Regions from separate parts of the Homo sapiens genome. Here region 2 is linked to region 1. Evidence: read pairs that join two places in POLR2A ChIA-PET (ENCODE). Cell type or tissue: MCF 10A. All regions are shown on one strand. Each heading gives the region's core, and the rest is flanking DNA. Links, peaks and the distances in the headings are about the cores only.

Evidence for each region. Peaks named below come from ENCODE experiments on the same cell type or tissue, not always from the same donor. Only the 100,000 strongest peaks of a DNase experiment are listed, where the experiment ranks them.
Region 2: POLR2A ChIA-PET joins it to region 1 with 6 read pairs; 2 of 35 experiments call an interaction of 5 or more read pairs at or near these places.

Annotation. Positions count from the first base shown.
Region 1 is chr4:61,421,915-61,428,997 of GRCh38, reverse strand. The region is part of intron 2 of ADGRL3 (adhesion G protein-coupled receptor L3); the gene reads right to left. Among named protein-coding and RNA genes, the nearest start is that of ADGRL3, 230 kb to the right of the region's middle. In MCF 10A, for the core only: no CTCF peak of the experiment used is centred there; a DNase peak (open chromatin) is centred at 3,467.
Region 2 is chr4:61,476,990-61,484,072 of GRCh38, reverse strand. The region is part of intron 2 of ADGRL3 (adhesion G protein-coupled receptor L3); the gene reads right to left. Among named protein-coding and RNA genes, the nearest start is that of ADGRL3, 280 kb to the right of the region's middle. In MCF 10A, for the core only: no CTCF peak of the experiment used is centred there; no DNase peak of the experiment used is centred there.

The DNA.
Region 1 (7,083 bases), core at 2,394-4,893:
TTTTTTTCATTAAGCCATAATTATATAAGATACACATATATTTATCTGGAATGACAGATAGATAGATAGATAGATAGATAGATAGATAGATAGATAGATAGATGATATAGATAGATAGATGATATAGATAGATAGATAGATAGATAGATAGATAGATAGATAGATAAATGATAGCTAGATATCCAGAACATGTGAGATATATGATAGTTACAGAGATACAGTTAGATAGGTCTATGTTACAGATACCGGCTAAGCATTTCACAAATATTAATTCATTTAATACTCATGATGTATTCATGAAGTGGCCACTATTATCACTCCAATTTTACAGATGAGAAAACTGAGGCTAGGCATGACATAACTACCAAATCACATAGCCGGTAAGTGGCAGAAACAGACAACACACTCCTGAATCTACTCTTACCTAGTAAGTTATATACACTGTCTCTCAATATTTGAATATAAACTAATTTTCTGGCACTAGAATTTTTTCAGATCTAATTTTGGTAGCCTTTGAAACTATTGATGGTCTTTCCTTAACATTCCCTTTAATGTTATCTTCTGTCGCTGTAAGGAAAATGGCTGTGCAGCAGTCAAGAGTAGGCCAAGGTAAACATCTGGCATAGCATGACACAGCAGGGTTGGAGCACAGGTGCACAATCCCTTGCATTATATAACCACAGTTATGTAACCATGTTATGAGTGGGCTCACCACCTGGCTCTGAGCCACTATTGTCTATGAAGTGCATAAATGTATCACTGACACTGTGAGGGGTGGTGCATAATAAAGCCATGTCCCACCTGCCTACGGCCCCCCGAGTGTTGTTTCAACTACCTGCCATCCATTCACCCACTCCCCTTGGACCCCAGCTCAGGTTGGAACCTGATAATTGGCGTAGTCAACAGGATTCCGAGGTGAGTGAGTCCTCAGCCCCTGATGGTCCTGGGTCAGCTATGTGGTCTCAGCATGGGTTGTGTTACCTTGTGGCAGCCTTCCTGCTCAGATGGGCCCCGGTGAAAACACGGGTGATGGTGGACGGGTCTCCCATGACCATGGAGAAGGCGCTGAAGCACTTTGAAGCACAGAGCACTGAAAAGGAGCGAGCCTTTGCCGGCAGAGTTGGATGGGCGTTTTTGACTGTGCTACAGGAAGTGCACACTCAGTCCCTGAGGGATACAGCTCAGGTAAGGGACCTCCAGGGTCAAGCAGAGCGCCTGGAGATCCGGACATACAGCTTGAAACGAGAATTAGGGCCTGCCACTAGTGTGGGCCTGGGCCAGCCATCCCAGTCAGAGACCCCCGCCAGGTCTGATACCAAGGAGGAAGAACCTCCACTGCAGGCTCACCCAGTGGTCCGTCAGAAAATAGAGCAGGAACAGCCACTGGGGCCCCAGGGCGTGGGGGTTCAGGGACCTCCTACTGTGGTGGAGCACATGTCATACAGTGCCTATACCCCAACTGACTTGCATAAATTAGGTAAACAGTGTCAGCAGTGCATGGGGGAACCCCTATCTACCTGGATGCTTTGCCTTTTGGATGAGGGAGCTGATGGTATTGTCTGCTCTGCCTCTGAAATGGAAAAGTTGGCCTCCATTATGACCCATCCCTCCAACAGCGATTGCAGGTGAGCAGGCGGTTAACACAGGGGCGAGGCGACCACACCCTGACTGAATGGCTGATGGCTGTCATAGAATGGTATGGAACAATGCCAGAGAAATACCAAAAACTGTGAGTAAATGGCATTCATATGCAGAGCTGGTGCAGGTAATTCAGGAAATGGGTATGTGGCAAGTTTTGTTTGATTTAAATACCTGAGGGCCATATGTTGAATGCTTTCCCTCCCACATGAGGGAACTTGTGTTGAGCTCTGCACCCCTGAGTGCTTTCGGCTCTCTGGCCACTGTCCTTACTCTGTACATGGGGCACTGCATACATGAGATGACTACTGCCATGGTGGCCCTCAGAGAAGCAGAGGGCCATTGGCAGGACCAGGGACTTTGTGCCATAAAAAAGGGGAAGGTACCCCTTCCACAGGGGCCACCTCGTGGGACAAAAAACCGCCCCAGTGGGTGACCTGCACACAGATGGGAATTGACTTGATTTGGGCTGGGGTTGACCGAGATAAAACTGATAGGCAACCCAGTGAAGTGCTGTTAACTTTGTGGAGGCAATTGTCCCCAGAGCAGCAATTCCAGAAAATGCCCAAGACGGGGCAGGATGATGTTGCTCGACCCAGTTCCACCAGGATGCTCCAGCTCAAAGACTACTTGAAGGTGGGTGGAGGTAAAGAGCCTTTTGTGTTTGATTAGGGAACTGGCCAAGGTGCCTGGCTTGGGGGGAAACCAGATGACCAGAGGCCATATGTGGAACTGGCAATCCACTCTCCCCAGTGTTGGCATTGGTAAATGCTGGTGCAGAGTGTAGCCTCGTCTATGGGAACCTAGATAAGTTTCCAGGCAAGGCTGCATACATAGACGGCTATGGAGGCCAGTCAGTGAAAGTGAAAAACATAACTGTACTGCTGACTCTGTAGGAGAGGGGCACCCCCCCATTCCCGATGGGGCATGGCATATGGATGGGTCCAGCCAGGGTGCGACTGCTTCCTGGACTGCTGTTGCGGTCCAGCCTAGTACTGACACCATATGATTTGTTATCAGGTGTGGACAAAGTAGTCAGTGGGCTGAACTCAGAGCAGTGTGGATGGTGATCACCAAGAAGGAGACACCTATGGCAATCTGCACCAATAGATGGGCAGTTTACCAGGGCCCAATCTTGTGGTTAACTACCTGGAAATTACCGAATTGGCTAGTTGGTCACCAACTCATTTGGAGCCACGCCATGTGGCAAGACTTATGGAAAATGAATTACATTTGCATGTTATTCTCCTGCCTTTGTGGGGCTGTAGTTCAAGGTTGGACCTGATGCTCCAAACCTTGAATGAACAGCCACAGAAAGGTGGCCCAGCCCCAGTGGGGCACTTCTACACTGGGCCACTGCCTCCATTCAGTTACAGATACAGACACCAAGGATGACCTCCTCTCACTAGATATGGGGACGAATGGTAATCTGCTGTTGCCTGCCTCAATGCACCTAAAGGCAGGATAACAAAAAACCTGGCTTTGGCCATGGACTCTCGAAGGCCCATTGCAGATGGTTGGCTACCATAGCCCCAGGGGGGAGGGCCTACTGTGTGATTTACATGTCACTCCTTGGGTATTTAATATATGGCCTCCGTGAATGACTGTTCATAGGGGAATGGCCAGGGAAGGAACCCTCCTCTGTGGGACATCTGTACCATCTGTGTGGCCTAATATGAGCTCCCCAGTAACTTTAGCACAGATAGAGGACCCAAAGGAACCATGGGGAGCACCACCCTGGGCAGAAGCCACTGGCAGCTACCAGAAATGAATGGTTAGCCTGTATTTTGCCTGAAGGGCATGATTCATCCTTGTTAGTACCTGTGCCTGCTTTGTCGTTTCGACCATAGATTGACATGCTGCAAAAGCATTGTGAAATGGGCCCACACCTATGCTGAGGTGACTAATCTTTCCAACTGTAGGATCTGCACCACCCTTCCAGCAGCAGCTATGGACGGCTTGCCCTGCCACATACACTTAGCTTCTATGGAGAACTGGACATGGCTAGAGACTTGGGGTCCCATGGGCGATGCCTGGAATGTGAAATGGTAAACTTTGGATAGGGGGCATGGCAAAACCTATGACATGCTCAACCCCTGGCTGACCTGTAATGTCTATGATGAATGGGGCTGGTTAGCAGGGGAACACATAGTGCCCCCACCCCACAGGTACCACGATGTATACAGCAACAATGGGATGGTGTCAACATGGGGTATTTGCCCACCATAGCCTGCACAAATATAACATATATCACCACACCAAGGGTGTAGTGGAATAGGTGGCCTCATCAACGTCAAGCTCCAATGGACTTTGTGCCCCCTGGGAGTTTATGGGTCTGTGGAGACATGGAATGGCCATATGCACCAGTGAACTGGACTGGCCCTTGTACCTGGGGATGGCCTTTGTGCCTGCCACTGTGCTTCCCACATTGCCTAGATGCCCACACAACTGGGAGGTGCTACGTTCCCACTTTTTGCAAGTGCTGCAAGCCCCTTGGTGGCTCTACCCCTTAGCTTTGACCATCCCTGGAGCAGGTGTCATTACTGTAGAAACACAGGTTACAGCCCTTGCAGAGCACACAGCTTGGCCCCTGAATTACACCCAAGTCACCCTCCTCCTGTTAACCAATGAGGTTGATCAAACCAGAAAGATGAAAGATGGTGCTGCAAAACTGGATGGCCTTAGATATAGTAAGCTGCCCAAGGTGGCATCTGTGCCCTTATAGGGACACAATGTTGTACATTTATTCCAGAAAATCAACAAAACATAATAGCAGCCTTGCAAGAGATGGCACAGGAGGTTGAAGCAGTTGAGAGCCTTACTAATGACCCCCCACAGAGATGGTGGGCATCCCTGAGCTCTGGCCTACGTTGGGCCCTGATAATCATGGGGAGCGTAACAGGGATATTAGTAGTAGGTTGTTGCTTCTTGTATTACTGCTGTGGCCTATGGGTCCAGGGTGCCACCGTGTGGGCAAGTTTCCCCACTAAGAGGACCCCCTCAGCCTAGGGGGTGGAGTGTAAGGAAAATGGCTGTGCGGCAGTCAAGAGTAGGCCAAGGTAAACATCTGTTACAGCATGATGCAGCAGGATTAGAGCGCAGGTGCACAATCCCATGCATTATATAATCACAGTTATGCTACCATGTTATGAGTCGGCTCATCACCTGACTCTGAGCCACTGTTGTCTGTGAAGTGCATAAATGTATCACTGACACTGTGAGGGACAGCGTATAATAAAGCCATGTCCCACCTGCCTATGCCCCTTCACCCCCTGAGTGTTCTTTCAATTACCCACCACCTGTCCATCAACTCCCTTTGGACCCCAGCTCAGGTTAAAACCTGACAGTCACATTGTCCTATTTTTGTAGGTTTCCTTCTAAATTTCTCATTAACATTCACCCTTATTGGCCTCCTTCACTCACTCTTCATTTTCTACTTCTTTAAGTGGAGGTGTTCATCAAAAACTCACCTTTAAATGTTTTTACTCTGTGCTCCTTCCATGGCTTATGGCTACCATATACACACATTAAACCCATTTCTTCTTATCTCAGGTTAACCATGGCCCTGGTTCTAAATTCCAAAACAATGCATTTCCAACTAAATAAAGAACAACACAACCAGGACTTTCAGCAGGCTTTAAAAGTCTGAAACCTCTCACAATCATGACCCTCTCCTACTAATCCCAGCTCTTACACTCCCTGTGATTTCAGTCTATTAAAATGGCATTACTGGCCCTAATCCGTTGGCCTCCACCTAGTCCCTTTCCACTACTTATCTTCCATACTGCTCTCTGCCAGATCAAACTATGTTCATGGATTCTCCCTATACCTTCATCAAGGCTCAGATGACATCATGTTGATGTAGCATAAAGTCCAGATTATCTAACACAATGTTCAATAGCTCTGAAGTTAAACTCCTATACACTTTCCCATCTTGTCTTCTATTAATCCTATCCACACTGGATTCAATGTTTCCTGAAATATGGAAGTGCATGGCCTCTGGGTTTGCCCATGCTGTTCCAAGGGCTGCTTCTATTTGTTCCTTCTCTATGTATCCAAATCTTAATCATCCTGTTTGTCTACTGAAATGGTCAACGTTTTCTGGTTGTTTCATTTGGGTAGTCGACTCTCAACTTCAACATCCCTTTCTTTGGAATCTTCTCATCTTGCTGTACAAAAATACTACATAAACCAGATATGTAAAACTGCAAAATTTGGAGAGAAACTAACTCAGATAAGCTATATAATTTTACCTCAAAATTTTACCTAGTTCTTAATGTCTTAGCCATGTGCCCCCAAATTGATATCAGAACTCTCATACTACAGGCTCACTTAGGTCTCTCAGCTCCACCTCTTTATAATTCTAAGGCTAAGAATTAATCATGAGGAATTTTCACCTTTCTTTGGATTTACCAAAATTGTTACTTTTTCAGTCATCTATATAACATTCTTATTTTTTGCCAAACCAAGATAGCAACCCACCATTTATATGTACACATACATATTCTTAATCATACATATTTCTAAGAATATATATTATTTATATTTTTTATCTATTTATATATATTCTTGAAGCTTCACACAAAAATCAAATCACATAATTAATTATTTTATGTAAGTGAAAACTATGTGGGCAGATTACTATTCATTCATAGAACAGATATTCCCCCAAGCAGGGTGTTACTAACTTTTATAATATCAATGAATTAGGTACACTGAAACATCTACATTAGTCTCAAATGCTTATTTGTCTATTCTACTTAGGAAGATATGTTGGACCAATTTTGGTTTTATCACGTTTACAGAAAAAATCTTAGAAACATTAGTAAATAATATAACCAAGTATAAAATAAGGTACTCCATAACTCTTCTACTTTTCCATATCTGTGTGTATGCATAAACATGGCATGTTTGTGAATATGTTAGTATACATTCACAAGCATGCTAGTGGCATATGTTTGCCACAATCTTGGCTGAAAATACATGATGAGAAATGAAAGAAACTACTGTTTACTTCTTAGAAAAAAACAAATATTTAAGAATGTTTTAAGGAAGATATTGTAGTTGGTTAACTTTCTAGGGACATTGAAGTTGATACATTGAAAATGTTATACACCCATTTTAACTCTGAGGCTTTAAACTTTACTTTTAATGAAAAATTCTCAAGACTCCCCAGTCAGAACACATAAACACTGAAATCTGTAGATCACTCAGACGTAGAAAGACACGAAAATGCAAAGCAGTCTCTCACTTTGTTGGGGCACATCTTTGATTGGACAATTTTTTAAGTATATCCTTTATATAAGTTATAAATATTATATAAGTTAAAAATCAAGTTACAAAACGGTTCACACAACTTGTGGTATTGAATTGGGTCCTTAGCAAGGATGAATAGATGAATAGATGAATGATGAAGGATAAATAGATGTTTTTAGACCAAAAAGC
Region 2 (7,083 bases), core at 1,981-4,480, 55 kb before region 1:
CAAGTGATAGGACCTAAGTAGAAAAGGAATCACTGGACTAATCTGGCTAATATCTTTAAATATATGAGCAGAATTTATTTAATATATTTAAATATATGAGCAGAATATATTATAAGTTAGGTCCTATTTATATGCCCATAATTAAAGAACTTTATAACAGAACACACTATACTTAGTTATTAACGTAATCTTATTAATTCATATATATTATATATTTTATATAAATGTACATATAACTACATATGATAGCATATAGTTTTTAATTATGACTTCATTCATGTATTTATAAACTAAATATTGGAGCTCAAAATTTTATAATTTATTTATTTATTTTTTTGACAGAATTTTGCTCTTGTTGCCCAGGCTGGAGTGCAGTGGCATGATCTCGGCTCATAGCAACCTCCCCTTCCCGAGTTCAAGCAATTATCCTGCCTCAGCCTCCCGAGTAGCTGGGATTACAGGCATGCGCCACCATGCCCAGCTAATTTTGTATTTTTAGTAGAGATGGGGTTTCTCCATGTTGGTCAGGGTGGTCTCGAACTCCCGACTTCAGGTGATCTGCCCACCTCAGCCTCCCAAAATGCTGGATTTACAGGCGTGAGCCACTGCGCCAGGCCTTTAATTTTCTTTAATAACACAGCACAAGAGAATGTCTATGAATGCATAATTGAGTGCTATCATTATTTAATTGCTATGTATATACATTTTGTATACTTTGGTATATTTTATAATGGTAAAATCAATGGCATCACAAATTAAATATGTCAAGCACTTATTTTTAAAATTACACTGAATGACTCCTAAAGATGTCTATACAAATAATACTATAAATTTTATGATGCAGAGAGATAATTAAATCAATCAAATACAGTATCTTTAATTAAGACAATAGGAAAACCCCAAAGAGGATTTGGTTACTGGAAAGAACAGCACTTGAAAAAGAACAGCCTCATTAAGAAATGTGAAAGTTATGAAGAGTTAAATACAAAAGTGGACAAACATATCTCACTTAGAATTCTTTACACTGCATACTCTGGGAGTCTATGCTATTCAAAGCACCTCAAATTTGGAAATTTCAATGAACTCATCCCAATTATTTGAGTCAGATAGTATTATACAAGGTAATTATTTTTATTTCCCATTAGGTTGCAAGATATATCATATAATTATCTCTAAGTTACATTTGAATTAATTTAGGCCAAGCAGCAACCCATTCTAGAGACCATGCACCTGAAATACAGAAAACTTGCAAAATAGCAGGATGAAAGTGGCTTTCCAAAACTATTTTGACAAAGACTACTTTTAAATATAAAAGCCTGTAGAAAACTTTTAATACAATTTTATTTTCTTAATAATTATAACATTTCCTAAAATGGTTTAATGGCTCCTATTTTTATTTAAAGATACCACCACTTTGATCCCTGCAAAAAGCCTTTTCTATCTTGGGTAAAACATCCTTGAGTTATGTAGCTTAAAAAATACATTGATGTTTCAGTAAATAAATCATTTCTTTGTTCAGTCTTTTCTCGGAAGAGTGGTGATTCACAAGGACAATTCAGGAGCACCTAGGTTCCACAGTAACCCAAACTGGCAAATTGTACAGAAAGATATATAGTGTCATTGTTTAATATTTGGCTCCGGCTAGAAATAAAGTAAGGGAACACAGATTGACTGTGATGGAAAATCCATCAGAAATAACCAAGCTGGCAGATTATTAAAAATACGGTATCTGAATACTTTAAAGCTAATATTTTACTTAAATCTTCTCAAAATTTCACAGTGATGACTGATAAAGCAGATGATTTTTTACAATGAAAAGTGTTGAAGCAACTTGAGATTAAAACATTGTTTAATTCAGTAAGTACACATGTGCCAATTTTTTGAGAGTTAAAAATTGTGTGAGTTAGAATAATTAGAAATGTTTCTTTTATCTGTTTTAGAATCAAAGGTTATCTCTGCTTTCTTGTTTTGGTTCTTCTAGCAAGTCTGTGATTGTTAAAACAAGACACAGTTTTGACCGATAACCTCCAAATTATTTTCTTCTTTCTTTTTGGACATTGATTTATATTTTAGTGATGTTTTAGATGTTTCCTGAAATATCTCAAGACAATAGCATTCAGGAAAAAAACGTATTTTTGCTTTTATGAAGATTTATCTTAGTAATTTTGTTAAAAATGCTATGTATGGAAATGACAGTCTAATCACAAAGTTTACACCTTTTATATTTTTTTCTAAAAATGTTAAAGAGAAGATAAATACTTTTTTCTGTGAAAGAGTAAGAATATTATTTAATCAACTAGATAAAATAGTGGCCTTGTGAAAACAGTTCCTTCTTTCTTTTTCCTCTATAGTATATCTTATTTTATCATTAAAATGTATATTCTAATATGTGATTTTAAGATAAAACATGGATATACTATCTTTCAAACTTCCATGTGGTCTCGACAAAAAAAAACAAACACTCATTAATATATAAAATCCCAATCCCTTCCTAACATTAAGGTTTCCATGGATTAATTTTATTTTATGAGCTTTGGAGCTCATAAAATTTCACCATTTGTCAAGAGTGCGTTTTTTTGTTTGTTTGTTTCTTTTAATCTCAACAAACTGCAGTGGTTTTGCCCACATGAAGGACATGTACATATATGGTGGCTCTTTTCGGCCTTTTAGAGTCGAATAATTTTGAGGTCCATCTTCCTATAAAGAGGCTGAGAAAGCCAAGCCCTAAATACTGGCATCCTCAGATATCACACACTATTTACAGAACACCATCCTGACTTTCTTTTCTCTTCTTTGCCTTTTACTTTTTATTCTGTTCTATATTCACTGCATGAATAAAACTTTGTCATCACTTGGTAATTTTAGCAAGAATGAAGAAATGCATGAAATCCTTTAATTTGATTAAATCCTATCATTGAGCTTAATTAGGTCATTGTATTAATTAGGTCATTGCAATTATATAATTTGAAACCCTGGCTGCCTGAAATAAATGAGTGTTCATGACCACGGCCAATATATTACTAGGGGTGTGTTAAGTACATTTTAATTTTTCTATATTGAAGATATCAATATTGATTATTGAAAACTGTTCAGCAAATATCAATGTCTTTTAGAGTGATTGGCTGTGATTGGAAAATAAGAATTCTGGATTTTATCTGCATTTCCCTGATGTTGAGCACCGTTTCATATACTTGTTGGCCATTTGTATGTCTTCTTTAGAAAAAATATCTACTTAGGTCCTTTGCTCATTTTATCTTTTATTTATTTTCATTTATTTATTTATTTATTTTGAGAAGGAGTCTCCCTCTGTCACCCAGGCTGGAGTGCAGTGGCATGATCTCGGCTCATGGCAACCTCTGCCTCCTGGGTTCAAGAGATTCTCCTGCCTCAGTCTCCCGAGTAGCTGGGCTTATAGGCACCCGAAACCCCGCCCAGCTAATTTTTTTATTTTTAGTAGAGACAGGGTTTCACATATTGTCCAGGCTGGTCGAACTCCTGACCTCAGGTGATCTGCCTGCCTCGGCCTCCCAAAGTGCCGGAATTATAGGCGTGAGCCACCATGCCACCTTTGCTCATTTTTAAACTGTTATTTAATTTTTTTTTGCTATGGAATTTTAAGAGTTCCTTACATATTTTGAATATTAACAAACTGATATAGAAAATGTGGTATATTTAGACAACAAAATATTATTCAGCCTTAAATTTGAAGGAACTATTGCTATTTGAAACAATATGAATGAACCTGGATGGCATTGTGCTAAGTAAAATAAGCCAGACACAGAACAACAAATATTGAATGACCTCACTTATATTTGGAATGTAAAATAGTCAAACTTATAGCAGTAGAAAGCAGAATGAGAGTTGACAGTGGCAGTGGAGAAGGAGGAGATGGAGAGAGGAGAGATGATGATCAAAGGGTATAAAGTTTCAGTTATGCAAGCTAAATGAGTTCTGGAGATCTAATGTACAGTATGGTAGTACTACCATTAATAACAGTACATGCTTGAAATTTGCTGAGAGACTAGATCTTAAGTGTTATCACAAATTTAAATCAAAAGAAAAGAAAATAGTAGCTGAGAGATGAACATGTTAACTAGCTTGATTGTGATAATAATTTCACAATGCATACATGCATCAAAAAAAAACTTGTGAACCTTAACTATATACAAATCCTAATTGTTAATTATAATTTAAAGAAGCTTAAAATTGTTTTAAAAATTAAATTGATAATTTTGTATTCTTACAGATAACAAGCATGCTAATAAAAAAAGAGAGAGAACCCATATCATTAGGAACATTGTTGATATGAATATCCAAATTTTAAACCATTATGCAAACACTATTATGGTCATTTCACCTCTAATATACATGTTTCAGTGAATTTACACCATTCTTTTACTCCTCAAATTTATTTAATAACTTTAATCAAGGCTTATGCACCATGGTGTTTTCTTCAGCGCTGGGCTCTGCAAATAGTTTCTGGTAATTTAATCTTCCCCAATTTCCTATAGTTTTTATTCTACTTATAATAAAACAATTTAAAGGCTTTCATACAATAGATCCCCTTTAAGAATCATTCCTATCAGTGGGCAGAGACCCTATATTGGGTACTTTTATAGATCTAAGGAAGGCTTTACATCCCAACTCTATTTTTCACCAAGGTACTCTATAGGAAGGTAGGTAGGTAATATAAGCAATACATTTTTTTGAGAATGGCCCTTGCATGGGGGGCGGTGTGTGTATTTATATGTTTAAACATTACATACATCTAAACATCTCTTTATAAGCTCCTTTTTAAATTATGTAAATTTTCTAGCATAAGTAGTTTATTTATACTCAGGGATTATATAAGGAAAACTTAGATTCTGGTTGGAAGCTTGGTGTCAAAAAAAGAAAAAAATGTTGAAGAGTCAAGATGTCAAGAGGCATCTCCCTGATACTTTTGTCTAGAGTTGATCTGCTAATAGCTCACATCTAATAATTTTTAAAAGAAGGGGAAAAAAAGGAAAAGAAAGAGAAAAATTTTGACAGTTCACCTGTCAGTTCAGCTGAAGTATAGCTTTAATGCCTATCAATTGGACAAAGATCTGTGAAGTATTTTCTATATGACCCACATTACAGAAAGAAACTCTTAAGAGTTTTTTAGGGTATATCTCTATAGGTTTTTTCTTTACCATGGAAACATAACATTAACTGAAATAAAATTTGTGTTTTTCTTTTGAGTTCACATTAATATAGATAAAACTCACACATGTGCACACAGACATGTACCTAAAAATTTTTTTGATAGGAAAGCATGCATTATTATAAATCAATACTTAAGGGCAAATTTGCTGAATACTGCCAGTAAACATCAGATGGCAAAACATCATTATCCAGATCCAAGAAAGACATATAACAATGATCCCCTTTATTTCATACAGAAAGAGTCAAAGAGTTCTATATTGGATTGCCCAGATTTTGTAGAGATTCAGATATGAAAATACATAGCAGAAGCCAAAAACAAATGTGATTGGCCATCTGGAGAATATCAGTGTTCCCAGTGATTAAAACAGTTAATCTAATGGAGAAGTTTCTTTGAATTCTAAGGAGCATTAAAAAATACATTTTAGAGATCATTAAACCAAAAGCATCCATTAGCTACTCTCAGACATGACCTCTGTCTGTTTCTTTTTTTTTCCCCTTTCTCTTTTGCTTTGTTGATTCACAGTGGTCCAGCCAAAAAAGCAAAAGTTCACTAACACTATTACCATAATCACTTTGACATCACTAGAGATGCTTTTAAACAAACACATACCTCAATGTGAGCTTGTATATCTTAACATTAAGCAGAAGATCTAAAATTATTAGAAAACAAGTGTGGCATTAATCCTTTTAGCATATAGTTCATCCTAAATGCCCATAAGTACTCTGACATATATAAACTTTTTATTGGCTATGGAAGATTCTGTCCCAAATGAAAGTCATTATTATTTTATGTTTTATTCTCCAAGCAAATTCATAAGAAAAAATGAAACGTGACTTTTAAGACATTTTTATGGAGAAGTTAATTAAAATATTTTAATATATGTAAAAAGTATGAAGTCCATATTTGGATAATCACAATGTTTCAGAACTAATGAAAACTCTTAAACTATTTCAAGCCTTTTTTTGAAGATGAGAAATGTAATACTTTAAACATTAAAAATTGACAAGTTTTTTCCACAAATTCTGTAGTAAAAAAGATACATATTTCAACACTATATATATACTTATATATACAGTGTCAAAATAGCTACAGCTTTTAAAAATAATAGAGATAAAGACATATCATCACATTATGGCAGGATGTACTGACTCCAATCCACAAATCCACAGTAAGATAAATTTTCAATTATGGACAGCCTCTTAAATCCCTGAAGACAAGTGAAGAGGAGATAATATTAGCTTTCTATGTCCTCTTACACACACTTGTATTGTTGGGCCACATTAGCCAAATGTCTCAGAGAAACTGAAGAAAATATACAATGAAATTGGGAAGCAACTTCTGCTTATAATGAGCTAAAGCATATACAGTTAAAATCCTTGATTCCATAACATTTTTGTATCAAGCACTTTGGTGCAGATAATTTATTCATGGTATGTTAATGTCTTTACCGATCAAATAGTCAGCTTTCTTTTGCATAAAATTGTGTGTGCACATGTGTGTGTGTGTGTGTGTGTGTAACATCACTATTCTATATACAATAACTATCTTTAAAAACTAAATGCTACCATAGCTTAATAATAATAAAATAGGAAGGACCACCTCACCAAAACTTGACCATGTTGTCAGATTAAAATCGGGCTATGAATTTTCTGACTTAATAATGGAAAATTCATTCGATTTTTCTGGTGCATTTGACTGTTTTGATTTTACGTAATTTGAATAGAGGCTCAAACTATGGCTGAAATTAAGTTTAGATGTATTGAACTGAAAAATTACCAAAAAGCTATGAATCTTTTTTTAAATTACGTATCAGATATATTTCTGAATGGTGCTTTTTTCAAGGTTTAGTAAAATATTTTTTCATTTATTTCTGTATATTTATTCAGTGTTTTCAC